Regions from separate parts of the Homo sapiens genome. Here region 1 is linked to region 2. The links are chromatin contacts, found by Hi-C in ENCODE. All regions are on one chromosome and are shown on one strand. Each heading gives the region's core, a stretch centred on a gene start or an enhancer-like site at or near the end of the contact. The rest is flanking DNA. Distances are from core to core; before and after follow the strand shown.

Region 1 (6,433 bases), core at 3,452-5,951, 180 kb before region 2:
TCAGGAACAAACTAGAGAACAGTCTGAGAATGTGTGATGGTTGTTGTCATCCCAGTACTCCTATTCAGATGACAGGCCTGATTCATTCTCCTGCAAAGAACTTCTGTGTATCATTGTCTGGCATGCGCTTAAGGAGTCGTGATTCTCTGCCCATGTTTTCACAAAAGTAATTCTCCACTCATACTTTCTGAAAACTCTCTACCTTACTATATGCAAGTTGGGTGGATATTGTGTGGCACATGGAAAACTCTATTGTTTTGCAAAGAATATGGGAGAAGATCATTTAGGAACAAAAATGCTATTAATTATTCTGTCAGATATACAGGTGAGATTTATGTGAGTTTAATGTTGTCTTTTTCTCAGCTGTGCTATCCCTGACCTAGAATTCTAGAAATAATAGATTGCTAGATAAAAGGCTGATCATGCATCTCCACATCTACTTTTTGCCAAGCCTTTAAAACTAGGCCAAATATCTTACTCTTTCAAAAAGTTGTCACATTATAAGTGAAAGCTCTAAAGAAAGGCTTTTGTTTTACAGCCTAGATGACTGAGTGTATCTAACATGTCTGTACATAAACGTAGTTGTATGGGTACCATTGAACCAATGTTCAAATTAGATAGACACTTCAAAGACATTAATATGTTATTGTAACCTAGAATTAAGAAAGGAAGTTCAGACTAAAAGTTTATACAGAAATATTCAGTAGAAAACTGAAAACATTTTTAGTTATTTAAATTTGCCTTAAAAATAAACCTACAAAATGTGGATCAAGTAGGGGGATAAATATATGACAAGAATAATATATTACATATGTCATACTTTAGTGTCTCTGAATATTTAGAATTAATAATTGTGGCTATAAAATGGTTATAAAAACTGTTTTAGCTAATTAAATTTATAATTTTAGACAATAGTAGGGTTACATTTTTAGCTTAACTAATCTGTAGATTCCTCTTCCTGTTAACAAAAGCAAAAGAAAGAAAGGAAATGAGGAAGAAAGGAGGGAACAGGGAGAGAGGAAGGAAAGGAAGGAAGTGCTGTGGTCTGAATGGTAGTGTTCCCCCAGAATGTGTGTTAGGACCTAATACCCAATGTGATAGTATTAAGAAATGCAGCCTTTAGGAGGTGATTAGGTCACCTCTTAAATTAGGTTAGTGCTTATAAAATGAGGCCTGAGGGACCCTGTTTGGCTGTTTTACCAAGTTAGGACACAGAGAAGGTGCCATCTATGAGAAACAGGCCCACATCAGACACCAACTCTGCTGGCACCTTGATCTTGGACCTCCCAGTCTCCAGAACCATGAGCAATAATTTCTGTTGTTTATAAATTACCCAGTCTAAGGCGTTTTGTTATAGTAGCCTGAATGGAGAAAGCAAAAGAGGAAAGGAGAGAGAGACAGAGAGAGAAAGAGAGGAGAGAAGAAGGAAGGAAGGAAAGAAGAAAGGAAGAAAGGAAGGTAGGAAGGAGGGAAGGAAGGAAGGCAGGGAGGGAGGGAGGGAAGGGAAGGGGAAAAAAACAAACAAGCGAGAGGGAGGGAGGCAGGGAGGAAGAAAGGAAGGAGAGAAGGAAGGAGGGTAGGGGAGAGGAATCTATTTCTTTTCTTTGTTTTTTGAGACAGAGTCTCAGTCACTCTGTCACCCAGGCTGGAGTGCAGTGACATGATCTCCACTCACTGCAAACTCTGCCTCCTGGGTTCAAGCAATTCTTATGCCTCAGCCTCCCGAGTAGCTAGGATTATAGCTGCATGTCACCACACCCAGCTAATTTTTGTATTTTTAGTAGAGACGAGGTTTTACCATGTTAGCCAGGCTCGTCTTGAATTCCTGACCACAGGTGATCTGCCCTCCTAGGCCTCCCAAAGTGCTGAGATTCCAGGCATGAGCCACCGTGCCCGGCTGGGAGGAATCAATCTCTTAAATGTAGCAAGGGCCTTTTGAAATCTAAATAAAACACAAAAGGGCAAAACATTGACTAGCCGAACACTGGTCTTCTGACCCATCTGGGGTCTCAGCCTGGGCTACACTGAGCTACTTCTTGTGGTGCCTTGAAGTCAGTTAATTTCACTTCCTGTTTTCTGGGCCACTTCACCTCTCCACTATATCCAATTAATCAATACTTTCTAGTAATACCACATCGAATAATAAAACTCACATCAGAAGCCACCATCACTCCCACCTCATTTTTAATGGCCCATGCCTTATTGACCAGCTCTGTAATTACTTACCAGGCTCACTGCATGCCATTTACTTTAGCACCAACAAACTCATTCCCTTGCTGACCGGTGTGGATATGCCACTCCCCTACCTAAGTCAGTGCTTTTTCTTCATCTAAAGTACCATATGTTAATCTGGAGTTTGAGTCTTGAAATACCTTCTAAAATCTATATACATTTGGGTTTTTCTGCATCAGTGCTTATTTTTCTTGGTTGACAATGCACTGCGTCCTTCATATTCTAAAACAGGCCTGGAATTCATTCAAGATGAATATCTTCAGAACAAAGCCAAAGACTTTAGCATAGACTGCAAGAATTATTTTTGAGATAAAGTTTCAATCTTGTTGCCCAGGCTGGAGTGCAGTGGCACGATCTCGGGCTGCCCGGGTTCAAGCAATTCTCCTACCTCAGCCCCCAGAGTAGCTGGGACTGCAGGTGTGCGCCACCACGCCCGGCTAATTTTTGTATTTTTAGTAGAGACGGGGTTTCACCATGTTGGCCAGAATGGTCTCAAACTCCTGACCTTGTGATCTGCCCACCTTGGCCTCCAAACGTGCTGGGATTACAGGCATGAGCCACTGCGTACAGTCAACTGCAAGACTTTCTATGATCTAACCCCAAAAGACCTCTGCCATTCCAGGGTCACCATCTGCCCCAAACACTTAATGCCCAGCCATATCATACTCCTTTTAAGGTCCTCTAACTGCACCAACTTTCTAACTTTTCCATGTTTTTGCACATGTTGCTTCTCCTTGTATTTTGGACTCTTCACCATCATTTATTGTCCAACTTCAACTCCCTTTTCAAAATCAAATTAGAAGTCACTTTTTCTGTGAAAGTTTCTCAGCCTCCACTATGCTAATATGCAGTTGATAGCTTTATCTTAGTTTGCTGTGGTACCTGGGCATATCTCTATCATGACAATTTTCAAATAATATTGTAGGTGTGTATGCAGCTGGCCCACTTTGAAGAGTGGGCTACCAGAAAAAAGAAGTTGTATTTTATTCTTGTTGGTAATCTCAGAGTCCAGCAGTATCTAACACTTAGTAAGTGCTCAGTCAAACTTTGATGAGGCAAAGAGCATAAAGTCAGCTGAGCAAGAAGACAGAGACTTTTGATGGAAACAGAAAACTTCAGGGCCATATTTCACTCATGAAAACCATCCCCAGGGCAATAACTAATTAATAGCAGGCATTTGGTAGAGGCGTGTTGCTGAGAGTGAACCCCTTTAAAAATCGAAATGATAGAAAGTTTTTAGTTACATTATGCACTGACAAATTACTTGAGCAAAAGCTGAGAACTAACTGTCTGCTTATAGCAAAAGGAACTTGAAATAAGGAAGTGACATCCCAGGGTGCAATCACATGTTACTTAAGAAATTCAGCAGAATTTTAGCAGTAGAAAAATTTAGCAATTGAAACCAACCCTGAATAGAATTCTTTTCTTAGTTCCAATTGGCTATGTATAACCATTTACTCACAAGGCAAAATTGGAAATTAATATTAGAAATACCTATCATTCCATTTATAGTAAATAATTATGCTGGATTTTACTATATATTGAGTTGCAGATACAGTTGTTCCCAATCCATAATTATGCTTCGTTTTTTTGTTTTTTGAGACGGGGTCTCGCTCTGTCACCATGCTGAGAGTGCAGTGGTGTGATCTCGGCTCACTGCAACCTCCGCCTCCTGGGTTCAAGCGATTCTTGTGCCTCAGCCTCCTGAGTAGCTGGGATTACAGGCATGCACCACCACACTCAGCTAATTTTTGTATTTTTAGTAGAGATAGGGTTTCACCATGTTGGCCAGGATGGTCTCGATTTCCTGACCTTGTGATCTGCCCACCTCAGCCTCCCAATGTGCTGAGATTACAGGTGTGACATAATTATTCTTAATTAACCATTTTGTTGTTTGTGGTCTTATAAAATCTTTAGTTAAAAGAAAACCTGACTGTCACAATCAAGGTTCCAGGCCCCGGAATGAGGGACGCCAGATGAGAAACGAGACTTAGTGATGATTTCTATAACAACATTTATCCCAACCACACATTACATTTGTAATCTCTTAGACCTTGTAAAGGGGATTTTATTAAAACTACAAAAAGTAAACGTATATGGATCTAAATAATTAAGACAGAGAAGATAAAGTTAGCATCTGAGGCTGCAGGTAGGATGGATTTCAGCTGAGCTGGAACTAGAGCAGAAGCAACCTGTGAGAAGGGTTATAGACAGACGTGCGAAAGAAGGTGTTTAAGAAGTGTTGCAACTTTCATTTTCACATTCTCAATGTTCTCACTCTGGTTTTTGTGTGACCCCAGACTGATATGTCTTCCAAAGCAGTACCCAATGGCTGGAATTCGTGTACATTATCATTTATTATTTTAAATGTTTTCAGAGTTATTGTGATCTCTTCTGCCACACCAAATTTATGCAGAGTCCTTGGCAAAGAATGTAGTGGACTTGCCCACATTCCACTCCATTCCCTGTCCTCTGACCTTCAGCACAGACCACAGAACAATGGTTGAGAACGCAGACTATGGGAGCCAGACTGTCTGGTTTCCGGTGTCCGTGACCATGAGCAGACTGTGTGCTTTGCATTCTTCCATCTGTCTAATGGGGACAATAATAGTTCCTCCCAGGCTTGTTATAAAAATGAATAGTTACTGTCAACTCTAAGCAAAGCTCTTAGATCAGTTCCTGGAGCATCACAAGGCCCTGTATGTGCTTGCAAAATAAATAAATAGCTCCACTTTGGGCAGGTAAAGTGAAGTGTTGAGTAAATTGTTTCTTCATAGTGAATAAAGAAACGGTTATGGAATGCCCAGCATAAGCCTTAAACACATCCACTCTTCCCCCTGGGTGAAGCCAACAATGATACTAGGGGGATAGTTATCATTCCTGCCTGCAACCCAGAACTGAGGAAAGAGGACCAGGAAGAATATCAGGGCTCCTATAACCTTACCCTTTATTTTTGCAAATAAAGGAACTGAAAGAGTTTAAAGAATTTGCTGAAAGCCACACCACATATTTAGTGTGAGTCACAAACCCATTTCTTGTGACTATCAGCTTAGCTCTCTCCATTATACTCATGTCATTAGAGTGGTTATGACAGGAAAGCAGAAGAAAGGCCAGGAGTCCAGGGGTTCCTTGATGAAACACCATGGAGATGTAACAGGCAAAGAAAGAAGATGGGGCCCCAAAATATAACTTTCTCTACCAGTTCTGCCAGAACTTCTCAGACTGGCTTAAGCAAATAACTTTGCACAATTTTTTCATCAGCTAAGAGAACAGTTTATGAATGCCTTAAATAAATTTGACTATTTTTTAGCTTAATTGATAAGAAAATGCATTTCCATTTACAGAAACTAAAAGTAACCTACTTGAAAACTCAGTCCTCAAGCTTTAGAGTTTGCGTGCACTCTGTAGGAATGCATAACTGTAGGAATGGGGTTATGATTTGCCTTTGGGAATTCTTGAAGTGAGTCTGTTTACTCTTGTATTTCAGCACCTAGCCCAGTGCACAGCATTCAGTGAATATTTCTGATTTCCTATTTTAGTGTATATCAGCGGCCCTCAAACTTTACTGAACATGAGAATCACTTGGCAGAGCTTGTTAAAAAAAGGTGGATTCCCTCAATACAACCCCTAGAGGAGAATGGCCCAGCAGGCCTGTGGGGCATTTTTAACAAGGTGCTCTTGATTCTGAGGGAGGCAGTCTTACATAATGCTCAAATTGGAAATATAAATAATAAGCTCATATCAATTTGTCACCTTTAGAATTTGAACCAAAATTTCCCCCACCTACACATGCCTCACAAAGCTATGTTATAGGTGCTCTCTAACTCACACGCCTCAGGGATCCCATCAGCACCATGTTTTTTTCTAGCCAGAATTCTAATGAAATGTAAGAGTAGTATTCTCCTCATGCAAAACTTAATTCTGTCAACTCTTTCTCAATATTTGGTTATTTTTGTTAGTGAGGCTTAATTGCAGAGAGCTGTTTAGAGAAATGTTGAAGGGCTAAATTTGACATTTTCAGCACAATGGAAGATTTTTGACCTCCTGGACTAGAGACTTAGTCAATATATCTTCAAGTCTATCCTTTTGCTTGTTTTCAAATACTATAAATTAGGACAATGATCTCAGAGTAGGGCTCACATCATGAGAGGCAAGGTGACTGCGGAGCAATTATATGACTGATACTAGCCTTTGAGGACAG
Region 2 (6,395 bases), core at 3,275-5,774:
TCCTAGATACAATGGGGGTACAGGTATTGGGTAAATACAGCAATTCCAAGTGAGAGAAATTGGCCAGAACAAACGGGTTACAGGGCCCCTGCTAGTCCAAAATCCAGCAGGGTAGTCAGATTTTAAAGCTTAAAAGTTACTTTTTTTGACTCCTGATCTCACATCCAGGTCATGCTGATGCAAGGGGTGGATTCCCATGGTGTTGGGCAGCTCTGCTCCTGTGTCTTTGCAGGGTACAGCCCCTCCTCCCAGCTGTTTTCATGGGCTGGTGTTTAGAGTTTGTTGCTTTTCTAGGCACATGGTGCAAGCCATCAGTAAATCTACCATTCTGGGGTCTGAAGGATGGTGGTCCTTTTCCCAGAGTTCCACTGGGCTGTGCCCTAGTAAGGACTCGGTGTGGGGGCTCCTACCCCACATTTTCCTTCCACACTGCTCTAGCAGAGGTTCTCCATGAGGGCCCCACTCCTGCAGCAAACTTTTGCCTGGGCATCCAGGCATTTCCATACATCTTCTGAAATCTAGGTGAGGGTTCCTAAACCTCAATTTTTAACTTCTGTGCACGTGCAGGCTCAACACCACATGGAAGCTGCCAAGGCTTGGGGCTTCCAACCACTGAAGCCACAGCCCGAGCTCTACATTGGCCCCTTTTCAACCATGGCTGGAGCAGTAGGAAAACAGGACACCAAGTCCCCAGGTTGCACACCTCATGGGCACCCTAGGCCTGGCCTGGCCTACAGAATCACTTTTTCCTCCTAGGCCTCTGGGCCTGTGATGAGAGGGACTGCCATGAAGGTCTCCGACATGACCTGGAGACATTTTCCTCATTATCTTGGGGATTAACATTAGGCTCCTGGCTCCTTATGCACATTTCTGCAGCTGGATTGAATTTCTCCCCAGAAAATGGGTTTTTCTTTTCTATCACATTGTCAGGCTGCAAATTTTCTGAACATTTATGCTCTACTTCCCTTATAAAACTGAATACCTTTAACAGTACCCAAGTCACCTCTTGAATGCTTTGCTGCTTAGAAATTTCTTCCATCAGATACCCTAAATCATCGTTCTTGAGTTTAAAGTTCCACAAATCCCTAGGGGAGGGGCAAAATGCCACCAGTCTGTTTGCTAAAACATAACAAGAGTCACCTTTGCTTCAGTTCCCAACAACTTCCTCATCTCCTCCTCTGAGACAGCCTCAGCCTGGACCTTATTGTCAATATCTCTATCAAGCTTTTGTTCAAAGCCATTCAACAAGTCTCTAGGAAGTTCCAAACTTTCCCACATTTTCCTGTCTTCTTCTGAGCCCTCCAAACTGTTTCAACCTCTGCCTGTTACCCAGTTCCAAAGTTGCTTCCACATTTTTGGGTATCTTCTCAGCAGTACCCCACTCTCAGTACCAATTTACTGTATTAGTCCATTTTCACACTGCTGATAAAGACATACCCAAGACTGGTAAGAAAAGGAGGTTTAATTGAATTTACAACTCCATGTGGCCGGGGAGGCCTCAGAATCATGGCAGGAGGTGAAATGCACTTCTTACATGGCAGCAGCAAGAGAAAATGAGGAAGAAGCAAAAGTGGAAACCCCTGATAAACCCATCAGATCTCGTGAGGCTTATTCACTATCATGGATAGCACGGGAAAGACCAGCTCCCATGATTCAATTACCGTCCCCTGGGTCCCTCCCACAACATGTGGGAATTCTGGGAGATACAATTCAAGTTGAGATTTGAATGGGGACACAGCCAAACCATATCAATGTTAAAACAAAATCCTAACATAATTTTTTGTCTTACATATTGAACTTGGAATTCCTGGCTTTTTATTTACTTGGAACTTCAAAAATTGTTATAGATATACCACTTTTTTTTTTCTGTCAGGACCTAATTCTTATTTTAAAAAGTTACATGATGTCAGTTTCAATTTCTCTTGAGATTTCACTTGGATAACACAGACTATCACAATTTTGCCTCTAATTCACTCTCTGGTGAATTGCTCTGCTCTATCATTAAGGTTTTGAGCCTACCTTTATAAAATGGGCACAAAAAGGAAGTAAAAATTATGGTTCTTACATTCACTTCTTATGCATGTAAGAAAGGATAGAAAGATAATTTGGAGCTATATTACAAAATGAGTCAGAATCTGCCTACTAGTTCTGGAGGTCTTTCACAAACTCTCAAATTCTTGGGAAAACACAGCACTCTTTTAAAATGTCATGTTACATGGCCATTCACTGCCTATTATACTACTACACTCAAGCCCATGATTTCAGAAAGTCCCTCTCAAAAGGAGGTTCAGAGTGCAACTAGATTTTTATAACTACCATTTAAATCATCAATATAGAATATGCTTCTTTGCTCTTAATTTACTTTTCATTTCTATTTGGTGGGGAGTTCATCATTAAAATCCTCCCTGGAAGGTTTGCAAAGATAGAACTTTGGTTGAGGATGGAGGCAGAGGCAGCACTGGCCAATCCAGACTGCAGGGATCACTTTACAGGTCTTGAGAAAAAATAGTGGTAGGAAGGGAAGTAAGCAGGAGAGAGGAATTAACTAAAGAGAAGTAAAACGTGTCTTGTTTAAACTAGTGGAAGCAATGAAAATTTAGCAGCCATTGTTTGTCTCTTTATTCCTTATTTATAAAACTAAAGAGTAAACTATATTTTTAGGTTAGGTTTTAATTTATGGGAAAGGGAAAGAAACCTAAAAGAAGCCCCCTGCTGGCCACTCTAATTTCTGCCCTATTTGCTCCTTAAAAAAAATAAAAATAAAAATATCCTTACCTTTCCTATATTTTCCTACATTTAAGACATAATTTAACCTTTTATTGTTAACTGAGATTTATCATTGTTATAAATGCAATATACAAATATAAATCTCTAAAGGCATTTCAGTAATTTGTCTTTTATGACAAGAAGAAAATCATCCTTTGAAAGATATGTATCTTGTTTTAAATTTGCATTTAAAAGTCTATCACTAGTAGATTAGTTTTGTTATTTTGCTCTTAATCTGAGCACAAAATAAGTTTGTTTTGATTATCTCAAACTCTGGGAGGTCTTTAAAATTAAATAACAAATCCGAGTTTTATTCAAAATTATTTACAACAGTCTTTTGTCTTATTCTAGAAAATTAAGGGGACTACACATAGCAAAAATCCCGAGGCTGTGTTTGTTTCACGCTGTTACTTGAATCTATGATGAAATCATTTCCTAGGCTTATTCTTTAGAAAATAAAACTCCTTAGGGCAGACTGACCCGAGTTGCACAGGAATGTAAATAAAAATGATTATTTCTCTCTTTACATAAGACAAATATTTTACTACATTGTGTACTATAATAATCTTTCTCATGGCCAACACAGAAATATTAGCATCTACCAAATATGGTTAAATCCTCAAAGCCTACTTATAAAGCAAAAGCAGCACTGGAAATTGACATCACTTACATTTAGTCACATTTTCAAAAGAGCATGATTAATGAAACAGAAGTGTTCTCATGGAGCGTGTGCACCATGTGCTAGTGACAGTTATATCAGAACGAACTACATGTAGCATTTATCTTCCTTTTGCTCTGGTATCTCCCGAGTGAAACGCTTGGGTGTGTATGAAAAGCATAGGGAGAATGACAACTCATTTGGTATTGACTTGGCCTTTGTCCCAGCTCTCTCTTACATCATCAACCCCTTCCTCATCTCTGCTGTCACTGACTTTGAGAAAGCACATGGTTCAGCCATTTGACATCCTCTCTGTAAGACCAGGGATGAGTCTGCTATGCGTAGCTCTGTTTATTAAAACCTCAATTTTAAGAAGGTTACCATTCTACATAAAACCCTTGACCTCTCAGAGTTAGTGGTATGAGCCTAAAAGTTGCCAGGACATGCTAAACTTTTCCTGAGAAAGAGTCCAGTCAACAATTTTATGACAATCCTTCTGACCTGAGCTTTGCTTAATACCATCAAATAAGTCACAGGACAGTCAGGAGATTGGAAATGTATCACTTGATGAGGTTTTTCAGATTGATAACACGAGGGTAAGCAACTGTGTCATCCAGGAGGCTCCAAAGTCCAGGGTCCATTCAGGGCCAACTACAGCAGTGCCCCTTCCTAAGTCCAGGCCATTCACACCAACCGAAGCCCAGCAGGGGGCAGCTTCCCAAAGCTAAATCTAAAAAGACCATAGCCAGCCCAGCTGAAAGTCCCAGGAAAAGGCAATGTTGCCTAACAGTCATGAGACAGCTGGAAAAGTCCCTGCACCTGACACACACTGTTACAGACAGTGCTGCCTCATAGACGTGTAGAAGGCACATCAGGGAGAGTGTCGGGGTCAGGCCAGAAACTTCACATTAAATCAGGGAGGATTTGTTTGGGGCTCACATTTAGACAGAGAACAAAGACTTCTCTGTCATTTTTGTAGTTTTGTTCATTTGTATTTGAAAATAGCAGTTCTCTCTCTGGCCTGACTGCATCCCTTTGATGGTAACTGAAGCTTTCCATTGCAGCGGTGCTCCTGACGGGGGCGACATTGAACCTGCTCAGGGCTCAGGGCTCCTCTTCCCGGCTCTGTGGCCTCCCCGAACATGAGTAACACTATGGCCTGCAAAGATAGGACTTAATTGTCCTTAAAAGGAAAAATGCCTGCATGACCAGAGTTGGACCAAGCCAGAACAGGAGCCCCTGAGAAGTGCTAGGTACATTTTTAACAGTTCCTGTTTACTTTCCATAGGAGATTATGAGAAGAACACAAGAGCACATTTATAAGTAGTTTTCATGATTCATGTTATCACTGAAACCAGATGCTATTCTGAATCAAACAACCCTGAAGTGATGTGCAATTCTAATATCTGCTTAATTAATCAAAATATTCATTAATACGTAAGAAAACACATTCTGTTTGTGTTTTAGAGTACACATTTATCACATGCTCATAAATACTTAAATACAGGAGGTATGCTTGGCAGATAAATTATTAACTTTTCAGAGATCTGCAGATTTTAGAAAGTTTTGGGGGGAAATTAAATTTTAATAAAACAGCATTTTACTTAATTACAGAAAAATCAAATAAAATTATTTTCTAGATTCTGAAAGAAAAACAAATAGATTATAAACTGTAAATGCCCTTTGTCTTATGATAACCTTGCTAGCTTTAGTAATTGTATAATATTATGAACCTTGGGAAACAGTGCAAAGCATCAAAAATCTTATATTAACATATATATTGACTCTAATAAACCTATATCTGTATTAGTGTTTAATATTGATTAAAATTGCTTATAAGTTTATATTAATAGGAAATACATCCTGATTTAGTAGGATTTTAATAACTACAATCATGTATTGCTTAACGATGGGAATATGTTCTGATAAATGCATCAGTAGGCAATTTCATCATGTGAACATCAATATCATGGTGTACTTACACAAACCTAGATGGTATAGCCTACTGCTTCTAAACTACATACCTGTACAGCATGTTACTGTATGTAGATGACTGTAACACAATGGAAAGTATTTATGCATCTCAACATAGAAAAGATACGGTAAAAATATGGTATTATAATCTTATGGAACCATCATCATATATGCAGTCTATTCACTAAAATGTCATTTTGCGTGATAAGGGCATTTACTCCAATATTGCTTTATTAGATTGGCATCCTTGCTGACTCAAGACCCTTTCCTTATGTACTGATGACCACCTATTGATTCTCAGAAAGTCTTATATTCTCACTCTTGTGCCACCCTCAGTTATTTCCCTCTGCCTTTCACAGCTAACTGTCCACTTCACACCACTAATCAACTGCTGTGAACTTGGCTTTTACCTTGATCTCAGCTCTTCCAAAAGTCACCAATCATTTCCTAAATGCAAAATATAATGACCTTTTCCCTGTGTCCATCATACTTTGTATAACATTTGATATTGTAATGAGTTGAATTGAGTCCCTCTCAAAAAAGACAAGTTGAAATCCTAACCTTCAGTATCTCAGAATGTGACCTTATTTGGACACAGAGTTGTGGCAGATGTAATTAGTGATGAAATGAGGTCATACTGGAGCAGAGTTAGCCCCTGATCCAATATTACTGGCATCCTTCTAAGAAGATGGCCATCTGAAAACATATACACAGAGAGGACACACTGTGACAATGAAGGCAGAGATTGGAATTAGGAAGTTGCAAGCCAAGGAGCATCGCAGATTGCCAGGAAACCACCAGAGGTTAAGAAGGGGGCAAGGAAGAATCTCTCAGAAACGTAAGAGAGACTGTGGCCCTGGTGATGCCTTGATTTCAGACTTCTAGCCTCCAGAACTGTGATGTGATCAATTTCTTTGATTTTAGGCAGTTTATGGTGCTTCATTATGGCAGCCCTAGGAAACTGATAGTTACTACTGACCAAGGCTTTATTCTGCAC

The links. Hi-C counts contacts between places; a loop is a spot of excess contacts on that map. Pooled maps may share reads with other maps.
Region 1: a loop to region 2 is called in a map with no recorded cell type, with 3 times the contacts of the local background. The contact joins two enhancer-like sites. A Hi-C loop is called at or near these places in 19 of 37 single-sample maps with no recorded cell type and 6 of 50 pooled maps.

What each region holds. Positions count from the first base shown.
Region 1 is chr21:14,682,195-14,688,627 of GRCh38, forward strand. No RefSeq gene overlaps it. Among named protein-coding and RNA genes, the nearest start is that of SAMSN1-AS1, 100 kb to the left of the region's middle. RefSeq lists a silencer at 2,220-2,329 and enhancers at 4,538-4,587, 4,608-4,707. Within about 2 kb of position 4,702, at least 7 of the 41 ENCODE cell types and tissues checked have a DNase peak (open chromatin) inside an H3K27ac peak, as active enhancers do.
Region 2 is chr21:14,860,293-14,866,687 of GRCh38, forward strand. The region is part of intron 1 of ASMER1 (adipocyte associated metabolic related lncRNA 1); the gene reads right to left. Among named protein-coding and RNA genes, the nearest start is that of ASMER1, 55 kb to the right of the region's middle. RefSeq lists an enhancer at 4,386-4,435. Within about 2 kb of position 4,525, at least 16 of the 41 ENCODE cell types and tissues checked have a DNase peak (open chromatin) inside an H3K27ac peak, as active enhancers do.